Regions from separate parts of the Homo sapiens genome. Here region 1 is linked to region 2. Evidence: read pairs that join two places in POLR2A ChIA-PET (ENCODE). Cell type or tissue: CD4-positive, alpha-beta T cell. All regions are shown on one strand. Each heading gives the region's core, and the rest is flanking DNA. Links, peaks and the distances in the headings are about the cores only.

What was found. Peaks named below come from ENCODE experiments on the same cell type or tissue, not always from the same donor. Only the 100,000 strongest peaks of a DNase experiment are listed, where the experiment ranks them.
Region 1: POLR2A ChIA-PET joins it to region 2 with 5 read pairs; 3 of 35 experiments call an interaction of 5 or more read pairs at or near these places.

What each region holds. Positions count from the first base shown.
Region 1 is chr12:96,343,427-96,351,946 of GRCh38, reverse strand. The region is part of intron 1 of CDK17 (cyclin dependent kinase 17); the gene reads left to right. Among named protein-coding and RNA genes, the nearest start is that of CDK17, 53 kb to the left of the region's middle. In CD4-positive, alpha-beta T cell, for the core only: no CTCF peak of the experiment used is centred there; no DNase peak of the experiment used is centred there.
Region 2 is chr12:96,209,494-96,211,993 of GRCh38, reverse strand. All of the region lies in intron 1 of ELK3 (ETS transcription factor ELK3), which reads right to left. Among named protein-coding and RNA genes, the nearest start is that of ELK3, 16 kb to the right of the region's middle. RefSeq lists an enhancer at 1,370-1,892. In CD4-positive, alpha-beta T cell, for the core only: no CTCF peak of the experiment used is centred there; a DNase peak (open chromatin) is centred at 1,453; H3K4me3 peaks cover 944 bases; H3K27ac peaks cover 2,161 bases.

The DNA of each region.
Region 1 (8,520 bases), core at 1,994-4,493, 140 kb before region 2:
ATTTTATAGTTTGTCTGGCTCATTCTTACTGTTAAGCTGGGAGCAACAACAGTCTTTTGTGAGCGTCTATATCATAACCATAAAGCGCTAATCCTGATATATTCTGTTGTGTTCAGCATAATTGGTATAGGTCATATTGAAATTATTTAGCCAATTATTTCAGTAAAGCTCCACTCAAATGAAATATTGACCATATTTAGGCTTGATGGAAAACTGATATAAATGCCTGCTAACACGACAGTTAAAATGTTTTTATTGTGATAAAATATACAAAACAAAATTTGCCATTTTAGTTATTTTTAAGCATAAAGTTCAACGACAATTAAGATTGAAATTTTGTGTAACCATCACAACTATTTCTAGAGCTTTTTCATGTAAGTAGAATCATATAATATTTGTCCTTTTGTGTCTGACTTAGTTCCCTTAGCATAATGTTCTCAAGGCTCATCTGTGTTGTAGCATATGTCAGAACTTCATTTGTTTTTATGGCATCGTATGTATATGCCACATTTTGTTTATCCGTTGATTGGCAGTTTGTTTTCACCTTTTGGCTGTTGTGAATAATGCTGCCATTAACATTGGTGTACAAGTATCTGTTTGAGTCCCTGTTTTCAGTTTTTTTTTTTTTGGTATATCCCTAGGAGTAGAGTTGCTGGGTCATATGATTATTCTGTGTTTAGTTTTTTGAGGAACTACCAGTTTTTCACAATGGCTACACCATTTTACAGTTGCATCAGTGTTCCAGTTTGTCCACATCCTCACTGACACTGCTTTCTGTTTGATAGTAGCCATCCTAGTGGGTATGAGGTGGTATCTCATAGTGGTTTTGGTTTGCATTTCTCCAATGAGTAATAATGTTGAGCATCTTTTTATGTGCTTATAGGCCATTGGTATATCTTTGGTGCGATGTACATTCAAGACCTTTACCCATTTTTAAATTGGGTGTTTGTTTTTTGCTGTTGAGTTGTAGCAGTTCTTTCTGGATATTAAACTCTTGTCAGATATATGATTTGCAAGTATTTTAACCCATTCTGTGGGTTGTTTCACTCTCTTTACTATCATTTTAAATTTAAAGTCCAATATGTCTGTTTTTGGGGGTCTTTTTTGTTGTTGCCTGTGCCTTTGGTGTCATATTTAAGAAATCATTGTGAAATCCAATATCAGGAATATTTCTTCTAAGAGTTTTACAGTTTTAACTCTTATATTTAGGCCTTTGATTCATTTTCAGTTAACTCTTGTATATGGTGTAAGGTAATGGTCCAGTTTCACTCTTTTGCATGAAAACATCCAGTTTTCCCAGCACCATTTGCTAAATAAACTGCTCCCTCCCTATTGAATGGTCCTGGTACCTTTGTCAAAAATCAGGTGTGAGAGTCTGTGTTTGGGTTCTCAATTCTATTCTGTTGGTCTATATATATCTATTCTTATGTCAATACCATAATGTTTTGATTATTGTAGCTTTTTATCTTTTTATTAGGTCTTGAAATGGGGACACATAAGACCTCCACCTTTGTTCTTCTAGTTCAAAACTATTCAAGGTTCCTTGGAATTCCATATAAATTTTAAGATATCGTCGTTGTCTTGCTTTTTTTTTTTTTTTAAATTTGAGACAGGATCCCACTATCACCCAGGCTGGAGTGCAGTGGCATAATCATAGCTCACTGTAAACCGGAACAAATTTTAGACCATGTTCTTTTTCTGCAAAAGAGCACCATTGAAATTTTGATAGAGATTGCATTAAACCTGTAGATCATTTGGATAATGTTGACATCATATTAAGTCTTCCAATCCATGACTATGGGATATACTTTCATTTATTTAGGTTTCTTTAATTTTATTCAACAATATTTTGTAATTTTCAGCATATAAGTCTATCACTGCATTGGTTAAATTTATTCCTAAGTATTTTACTGTTTTTGATGCTATTCTAAATGGATTCTTTTTAAAATTTCCCTTTCATATAGTTCATTGCTAACCTATAGAAATACAACTGATTTCATCATGGCAGTTTTCTTTCTACATCTTAAGGAAATTAGTTTATTAGCTCTAATGGGGTTTTATTTGTGGATTCTTTAAGGTTTTCTTCATATAAGATCATGTCATCTCTAAATAGGGATAGTTTTATTTTTTCATTTCCTATTTGGCTGCCTTATATTTCTTTTTCTTGCCTAATTGTTCTGACTAGAACTTCCAGCACGGTATTGAATAGAAGTGGTGAAAGCAGGCATCTTTGTCTTGTTTTTTATCTTAAGAGAAAAGCTTTCAGTCTTTCACCATTGAATACGATATTAGCTGTGAGTTTTTATATATGGCCTTTTCATGTTGAGGAAATTCCTTTCTCTTTTGTTTATTGAGTGATTTTATCATGAAAGGGTGTTGAATTTTGTAAAATCCTTTTTTTTTTTTTTTTTGCTAAATCAATTGAGAAGTTCATGTGGTTTATCTTCATTTTGCTAATGTGATGTATTACATTAGTTGATTTTCTTTTTTTTTGAGACAGGGTTTTGCTCTTGTTGCCCAGACTGGAGTGCAATGGCCCAATCTCGGCTCATTGCAACCTCCCCCTCCTGGGTTTAAGCGATTCTCCCGCCTCAACCTCCTAAGTAGCTGGGATTACAGGCATGCGCCACCATGCCCGGCTAATTTTGTATTTTTAGTAGAGACGGGGTTTCACCATGTTGTCCAGGCTGGTCTCCAACGCCTGACCTCAGGTGATCTACCTGCCTTAGCCTCCCAAAGTTCTGAGATTATGGGCGTGAGCCACTGCGCCTGGCTACATTAATTGATTTTCTTATGTTGAACCACCGTCGCATTCTTGAGACAAATCCTGGTTCATTATATACCCATTTGGTATAATCTTTTTAATAAGCTGCCGAATTCAATTTGTTAGTATTTTCTTAAGGATTTTTGCATCTATATTTATAAAGGATACTGACTTGTAAAATTTTCTTTTCTTACGATGTCTTTGTTTGGCTTTGGTGTCAGGGTAATGTTGGCCTTATAGAAGTCAAGAAGTGTTACCCCCTCTTCAGTTGTTTAGGAATAGGTTGTTAATTCATCTTTAAATGTTTGGTAGACTTTACCAGTAAAGTCATCTGGTCCTGGGCTTTTTTGGTTGGAAGTGTTTTATACTGATTGTCAGCTCACTTCTTAGGTATATTTTGGTTGTCTCTTTCTTCTTGTGAGTTTTGCTGGTTTGTGTGTTTGTAAGAGTTTGTCTATTTCATTAAGCTATCCAATTTGTTAGCATATAATTGTTCATAGCATTCTTTTATAATCCGTTTTATTTCTGTATAATTGGTAGTGATGTTTCCACTTTCTGATTTTAGTCATTTGAGTGTAATCTCTTCTTGTTAGTCAGTCTAGCTAAAAATTTATTTTGTTGATTTTTTTTTTCTTTTTTGTTTTTTTTTTTTTTTTTTTGAGACAGAGTCTCGCTGTGTTGCCCAGGCTGCAGTGCAGTGGCACGACCTCGGCTCGCTGCAACCTCCACCTCCCAGGTTGAAGCAGTTCTCCTGCCTCAGCCTCCCAAGTAGCTGAGATTACAGGTACTTGCCTTGACGTCCAGCTAATTTTTGTATTTTAGTAGAGATGGGGTTTCACCATGTTGGCTAGGCTGGTCTCAAACTCCTGACCTCAGGTGGTCCACCCACGTCAGCCTCCCTGTGCCCAGCCTATTTTGTTGATCTTTTAAAGAACCAACTTTCTGTTTTGTTTTTTCTCTATTCTTTTTCTATTCTCTATTTTGTTTATCTCCAATTTGGACTTTATTATTTTCTTCTTTCTGCTAGCTTTGAGTTTTGTTTGATGTTCTTTTTCTAATTCTATAAAGTGTACCGTTAGGTTATTGAGCTCTTTTAATGTAAGCTTTTATAGCTATAAACATCCTCTTTACACTTCTTTAGCTACATCTCATATGCTTATGTATGTTGTGTTTTTGTTTTCATTTGCATGAGGGTCTTTTTTATATCTCTTGTGGTTTCTTCTTTGATCAGTTGCTTGTTTGAGAATATGTTGCTTAATTTCCACATATGCACAAATTTTCCGGTTTTCCTTCTGTTTCTGATTTTTAGTTTCATTCCATTTTGATTGGAAAAGAGCTTTTTATGATTTTAGTTTTTTAAAGTTTATTAAGACTTGTTTTATGGCCTGCCTTATGGCCTGTCCTGGAGAATGTTCCATATGCGCTTGAAGAGTGTGTATTCTGCTTGTTAGGTGGAGTGTACTATGTATATCTGATAGGTCTAATACAATAGGTATATAGTGCTGTTCAAGTCCTATATTTCTTTCCTCCCCTTCCCCTCCCCTCCCCTCCCCTCCCTTCCCCTCCCTTCCCCTCCCTTCCCCTCCCTTCCCCTCCCCTCCCCTCCCTTCCCTTCCCCTTTCTGTGAGACAGAGTCTCACTCTGTCGTCCAGGCTGGAGTGTGATCCTGGCTCACTTCAACTCTGCCTCCCAACTTCAAGCAATTCTCCTGTCTCAGCTTCCTGAGTAGCTGGGATTACCGGCATGCACCACCACACCTGGCTAGCTTCTTTTGTATTTTTAGTAAAGACGAGTTCTCACCATGTTGGCCAGGCTGGTTTGAAACTCCTGACCTCAGGTGATCTGCCCGCCTCTGCCTCCTAAAGTGTTGGGATTACAGGCATGAGCCACCACACCCAGCCACGTCCTGTATTTCTTTATAAATCTGTCTGGTTCTTCTGTCCAGTACTTAAAATAGGATATTGAAGTCTCCATCTATTATTGTAGAGTTGTCTGTTTCTCCTTTCAATTCTGTTTTTGCTTAATATATTTTTAGTCTCTGTTTTTAGGTGTGTAAACGTTTATAATTGATATAGCTTAATGTATCGAACCCCTTATAATATATGATGGCCTTCGTGTCTTGTTATCATACTCTGTTTTGTCTGACAAAAACATAGCTACACTTGCTCTTTTTTGGTTACTATTTGCATGGAATATTTTTTCCTATCCTTTCACTTTCAGTTTCTTAGTGTCTTTGTATCCAAAGTGCTTCTCTCTCTTTTTTTTTTTTGAGACAGAGTCTCCCTCCCTCACCAGGCTGGAGTGCGGTGGTGTGATCTCGGCTCACTGCAACCTCTGCCTCTTGGGTTCAAGTGATTCTTCTGCTTCAGCCTCCTGAGTAGCTGGGACTACAGGCACCTGCCACCATGCCCAGCTAATTTTTGTATATTTAGTAGAGATGGAGTTTCACCATGTTGGCCAGGATGGTCTTGATCTCTTGATCTCATGATCCACTTGTGTTGCCCTCCAAAAGTGCTAGGATTACAGGCGTGAGCCACCATGCCCGGCCTTTTTTTTAGTGGAGTTTTGCTCTTGTTGCCCAGGCTGGAGTGCAGTGGTGGAATCTTGGCTCACTGCAAGCTGCGCTTCTCGGATTCAAGCAGTTTTCCTGCCTCAGCCTCCTGAATAGCTGGGATTATAGGTGCACGCCACTACGCCTGGCTAATTTTATTTATTTATTTATTTATTTTTTGAGATAGAGTCTCACTCTGTCACCCAGGCTGGAGTGCAGTGGCATGATCTCAGCTTACTGCAACCTCCACCTCCCAGGTTCAAGTGATTCTCCTGCCTCGGCCTCCCGAGTAGCTGGGACTACAGGCGTGTGCCACCATGCCCGGCTGTTTTTTAGTATTTTTAGTAGAGATGGGGTTTCACCATGTTGGCCAGGCTGGTCTTGATCTCCTGACCTTGTGATCTGCCCGCCTCCGCCTTCCAAAGTGCTGGGATTACAGGCGTGAGCCACTGCACCTGGCCAATTTTTGTGTTTTTAGTAGAAATGGGATTTCACCATGTTGGCCAGGCTGGTCTTGAACTCCTGACCTCACACGATCCACCCACTTCCCAAAGTCCTGGGATTACAGGTATGAGCCACTGCACCCGGTCTCTTATAGACAGCATTTAGGTGGATTGGGTTTTTAAAAAATCCAGTCTGACAATCTCTGCCTTTTAATTGAAGAGTTTAATTCATTTACATTTAAAATACTGATAAGGAAGAACTAATTTTTCTAGTTAGCTATTGTTTTCTGTATGTCTTATTTGTTTCTAACTCCTTAATTTTTTTATTTTTGCCCTTTTATTGCACTTTGCTAATTTTTAAAATAGCATACCATTCTAATTCCTTTGTTTTTTTTCTTTTCTGTAATATTTTATAGTTAGTTTTTTAGTGGTTACCTTGAGGATTATAGTTAACATCTTAAAATGATAGTAACCTCATTTGAATAATACCAACTTAGTAGTATATAAATAGTCTGCTCCTGTATATCTCTGTCTCTTCCCTTTTATATTGTTATTGTCACAGATTACCTTTTTATATTTTATGTGCCCAGCAGCAGATTTATAATTTTTTTTACCTTTTAAGATAAATGCAAATCAAAATCACAATGAGATAACATCTCACACCAGTCGAATGGCGATTACTAAAATGTCAAGAAACAACAGATACTGGCAAGGTTGCGGAGAAATAGGGATGCTTTTACACTGTTGGTGGGAATGTAAATTAGTTCAACCATTGTGGAAGACAGTGTGGCGATTCCTCAAAGATTTAGAACCAGAAATACCATTTGACCAGCAATCCCATTACTGGGTATATACCCAAAGGAATATAAATCATTCTGTTACAAAGATACATGCATGTGTATGTTCATTGCAGCACTATTCACAACAGCAAAGACATGGAATCAACCCAAATGCCCATCATTGATAGACTGGATAAAGAAGATGTGGTACATGGACACCATGGAATACTATTCAGCCACAAAAAGGAATGAGATCATGTCCTTTGCAGGGACATGGTTAAGGCTGGAAACCATTATGCTCAGCAAACTAACACAGAAACAGAAAACCAAACACCTCATGTTCTGACTTATAAGTGGGAGGTGAACAGTGAGAACATATGGAAACAGGGAGGGAAACAACACTTAACTGAGGCCTGTCGGAGGAGGGCAGGGGTAGGGAGAGCATTAGGGAAAAGAGCTAATGCATGTTGGCCTTAATACCTAGGTGATGGGTTAAGTGCAGCACACCACCATGGCACATGTTTACCTATGTAACAAGCCTGCTCATCTTGCACATATACCCCAGAACTTCAAAAACAACAACAATAAAATAATTAAAAAAACAAGAAAAGCAAAAAGTTAAAAACCAAAAGTGCGTTAATACTCTCTTTTATAATTACCTGTGTAATTACCTTTACCAGTGTTATGTCTTACGTCCTTTCATTATAGCCTGAAGGTTTCCCTTTATCTTTCTTGTAGAGTAGGTCTACTGGTAACATACTTCCTTGGCTTTTATCTGGAAATTTCTCCTTCATTCTTAAAGGATAGTTTTGCTGAATATAAAATTCTTGGTTGACTTTTTGTTTTCTCTCTGGATTTAAAATATGCCGTTCCTATTGCTGCCTGGTCATCACAGTTTATGATGACACATCAGCTGTTAATCTTACTGAAGAGCCCATGTATATGTCTAGTTGCTTTTCTCTTGCTGCTTTCAAGATACTTTATTTGTCTTTGGGTTTCTACACTTTGGATATAATGTGTCTGAATATTGTATCTCCTTTGAATTTATTCTTGGATTTATTTGAAATTTTTGGATGTATGTATTCATGTCTTTCATCAGCTTTGAGAAGCTTTTCACCGTTATTTCTTCAAATATTTCCCCCTTTCTTTTATCTTTGGGGGCTCCTATGCTGTGTAGGTGGGTACACTTGATAGTGTCCCTGTCCGGTAGGTTCATCAGGCTCTATTCATTTTTCTTCATTCTTTTTTCTTTGTATCCCTAAGACTGGATAATTTTAATTGCCTTGTCTTCAAATTTGCTAATCATTTTTTCTGCCTGTTCAAATCTGTTGAACCACTCTAGTGAATTTTTAAATTGTAGTTATTGTAATTTTTAGCTTTGGAATTTTTGTTTGATTCCATTTTATAATTTCAGTCTCTTTACTGATATTCTTGTTTTGCTCATACATTGTTTTCCTGATTTCCTTCAGCTCTTTGAGTATATTTAGGACAGTTGATTTAACATTTTTGACTAGCAATTCCAAATTCTGTGCTGCTTCAGGTTTCTGTCAAATGCTTTTTTTCTTAATGGGCCATGCTTTCCTGTTTGTGTGCTTTGTGGTTATTTGTTGAGACCTAGCCACTGTAGTACAATGTGGTAACTGTGGTTATCAGATTCTCCCACTCATCAGGCCTTTCTTGGCTAGTTGAAGGCTGTTGTCATCCCTTTGTGACTTTCCAAAACCATTTTTGCAAACTGTGTATTTCTTGTGTGTATAGTCACTGAAGTTTCTATTACATTATCTCTGTAGTAAGTCAGTGACCTGACAATGATATAACAATATCTGGTTTAAAGAAGAAGGTGCTGTCTTATTAGATCTTCCAGTAGATGCAGGTGCGCCTCCCCTGCCCGGTAGCCCCAGAGGGCCTAAATAAAGGCAAGCATCTGCCTCTGTGCCTGTCTCTCAGTGATCTGCCAAACTGACCAAAATATTCAAACTTGAA
Region 2 (2,500 bases), core at 1-2,500:
ATTAACATTGTGAATTCAACAGGGAAAAAATACTAAGCAGATTCTCCTAAACAGTAGTCATTTGGATCAGAAAAATGATTCATTAGATGTAATAAAGCTATTAATAAATCCACAATGAAAATTAAAGACTGTTTCATAATACTGGACACAGAAAAGTTTTTATTTTGTATTTCCTGTGATTAAGGTCAATGGAAAAGCACAAGTTATTTTAGGTAAATATGGTTACTAGTGGTCCAAGGCTGCCTGATGAATTTTAACTTGCTAGGCTTTGATAAATAACGTACAAAAATAAGCTACAATCATATTTCATTATAAATATCACATTGTGATATATTTCAAATTGTTTCATAATATCACAACTATTAAGTTGAACTGTAAGAAATTATTCTTTTTAGAGATCAAAACTAGTTAAATACCAGCAATCTCATATATTCAACCTAAAATATATTCACATACATAAAACTGATACACACACACACACACACACACACACACACACACACACAAACACACAATGACATCCCCAGGGCAGTTTCCTCTTCACATATTTGGTCCATGGACCTTTCTGACAATCTAAAATTCTCTAGGAAAAATATACAGCTATACAAAATACACATAATTTCACCAGGATTTATAAAACTCTAAAAATAACTTATAAATTTCAAATTAAGAGCACTGTTCTAAGAAAACGTTAGCTATTAATATATCCTCCACCACCAGCAATGCTGAGATCCCATGGAATTCTGAAGAACAGCGCCCATACCTAAAGAAATCCATTACTTTATTAAATAGGAGCTTTTCTTTTTAGTGCAATTAAATTTGATGACCACTTACTATGTACCAGGAATTGTGCTGAGTGCTTTATACATGCTGTCTAAATTTAATACTCTCAGTTGGCTGTGCCCACGAGGAACTATGACTTCGAAAGGTGAAATAAGACACTCATGGCCACATGGGTAAAATGGGCCAACAGAGCCTCATATCCAGGGGCATCTGGCTCCAAAGTCCAGGTTCTTAATCAACGCGCATATGCCCCCAGTAGAGGCTTCTTTTCTCATATGCACACTTCACTGCTGCTAAGGGAAACGTCTCATTGTAATGCGTGGGAAATACATTCCTACTAGGAATCAAATCAGGACATTTCCTTGTTCATTTCTGGTGTTGCCTCATCTGTGTCTCCAGCTGCTCCAGTTGGGTTGTTTCAAGAAAGAATCTTTGAATCCACCCCATCCACCATTTTGTTAACCAGTGCCCTCCTTTCAAAGATCTGTATCGTGGTTTAAATAGGTTCAAGGTTCACCCAACACTAAATAAGCAAGGGTGGTTCTCGATACAAGTGGGCCGTTGAGAAGCTGCGTGTTCTGGAAGTCGGTGCCCCTGGACCTCCCACTCGGGGTGTGTGTGTGTGTGTGTGTGTGTGTGTGTGTGCGTGCGCCCGCGCGCAGGGCGGTGGAACAGGATGAAAGTCAGAGGAAACAGAAGTGAGCTAGCCTAGCCCAAGAGGGGCCCCAAACATGCATGCACCTCACATCACGAAACGAATCATGAGAAGCACTTCAAGTGTGAATAGGGACAGGCTGGAATCCCAGGGAAACCGTGCATGACAGGATCTGGCAAGGTCCCTAGTACCCAGCAGTGCCTCCAAAACTTTCCTTTAAAAAGAAACACCTCTAGGGAAGCCTGTTTCAGGTTCTAAGAAAGCAGTGTTTAGGATTTCATGGAGGACCACAACATGCCCCGAAAAAAACAGGCTGTTCCGCAGTCAGTGAAACTTACTAGGATCTTACAAACTGTCTTTCAGTTTGAGCTTTAAATTAATGAGCTCTCAAATCCCCAGTGGGCATCTGGCCCCCCGACCCTCATACTACTTTTGATTCTTATGTTTCAGAGGCCTTTGCTTGAATGGAAAATCTTTTCCCCAAATTTTTGTACTATTAATATCAATACAATTCAATCCTGTGTACAACAGAAAAAAAGTTGGGGGAGGTCAAGATAAACAAATCCTCATTGCAGCCAAAACCTTAAAAAGTTGTGTGATCTTCTGTGCCTTGGTCAAATGTAGGAAAAAAAAAAAAAAGGAGAAAAAGTCGTGTGAGCTACAGCAGGGATGTTAACTTCTGTATTTCAACCTTCTCCTCTGTAGAAGGGGTAAAGTCAGTCTTATCCTTTACATACTATCAAACTAAAAGACTTCTTGAAAGTATTTGAAAGTAAAAATATGTAATCCTTTTGATCAGTACACTGTATAAATGATCTTTATAATAAGGATGGAACAATGTCTTCAGCTTTAAAGACAGCCTTGACAGAAGTATTTTCTTAAATCTATGGTTGTCAATGTAAGAAAATGTTTATTTACTTACTTTAAGATGGTGTTACAAAAATCAAAATAAAGGAAATCTTACAGACCACTTCCACTAGAATGAAACCCTAATCTTTCTGATAAACTTGAAAGATTTTCTGTGCTAAAGAAGAAGCTGATGAAAGTCGAAAGTATTTACCC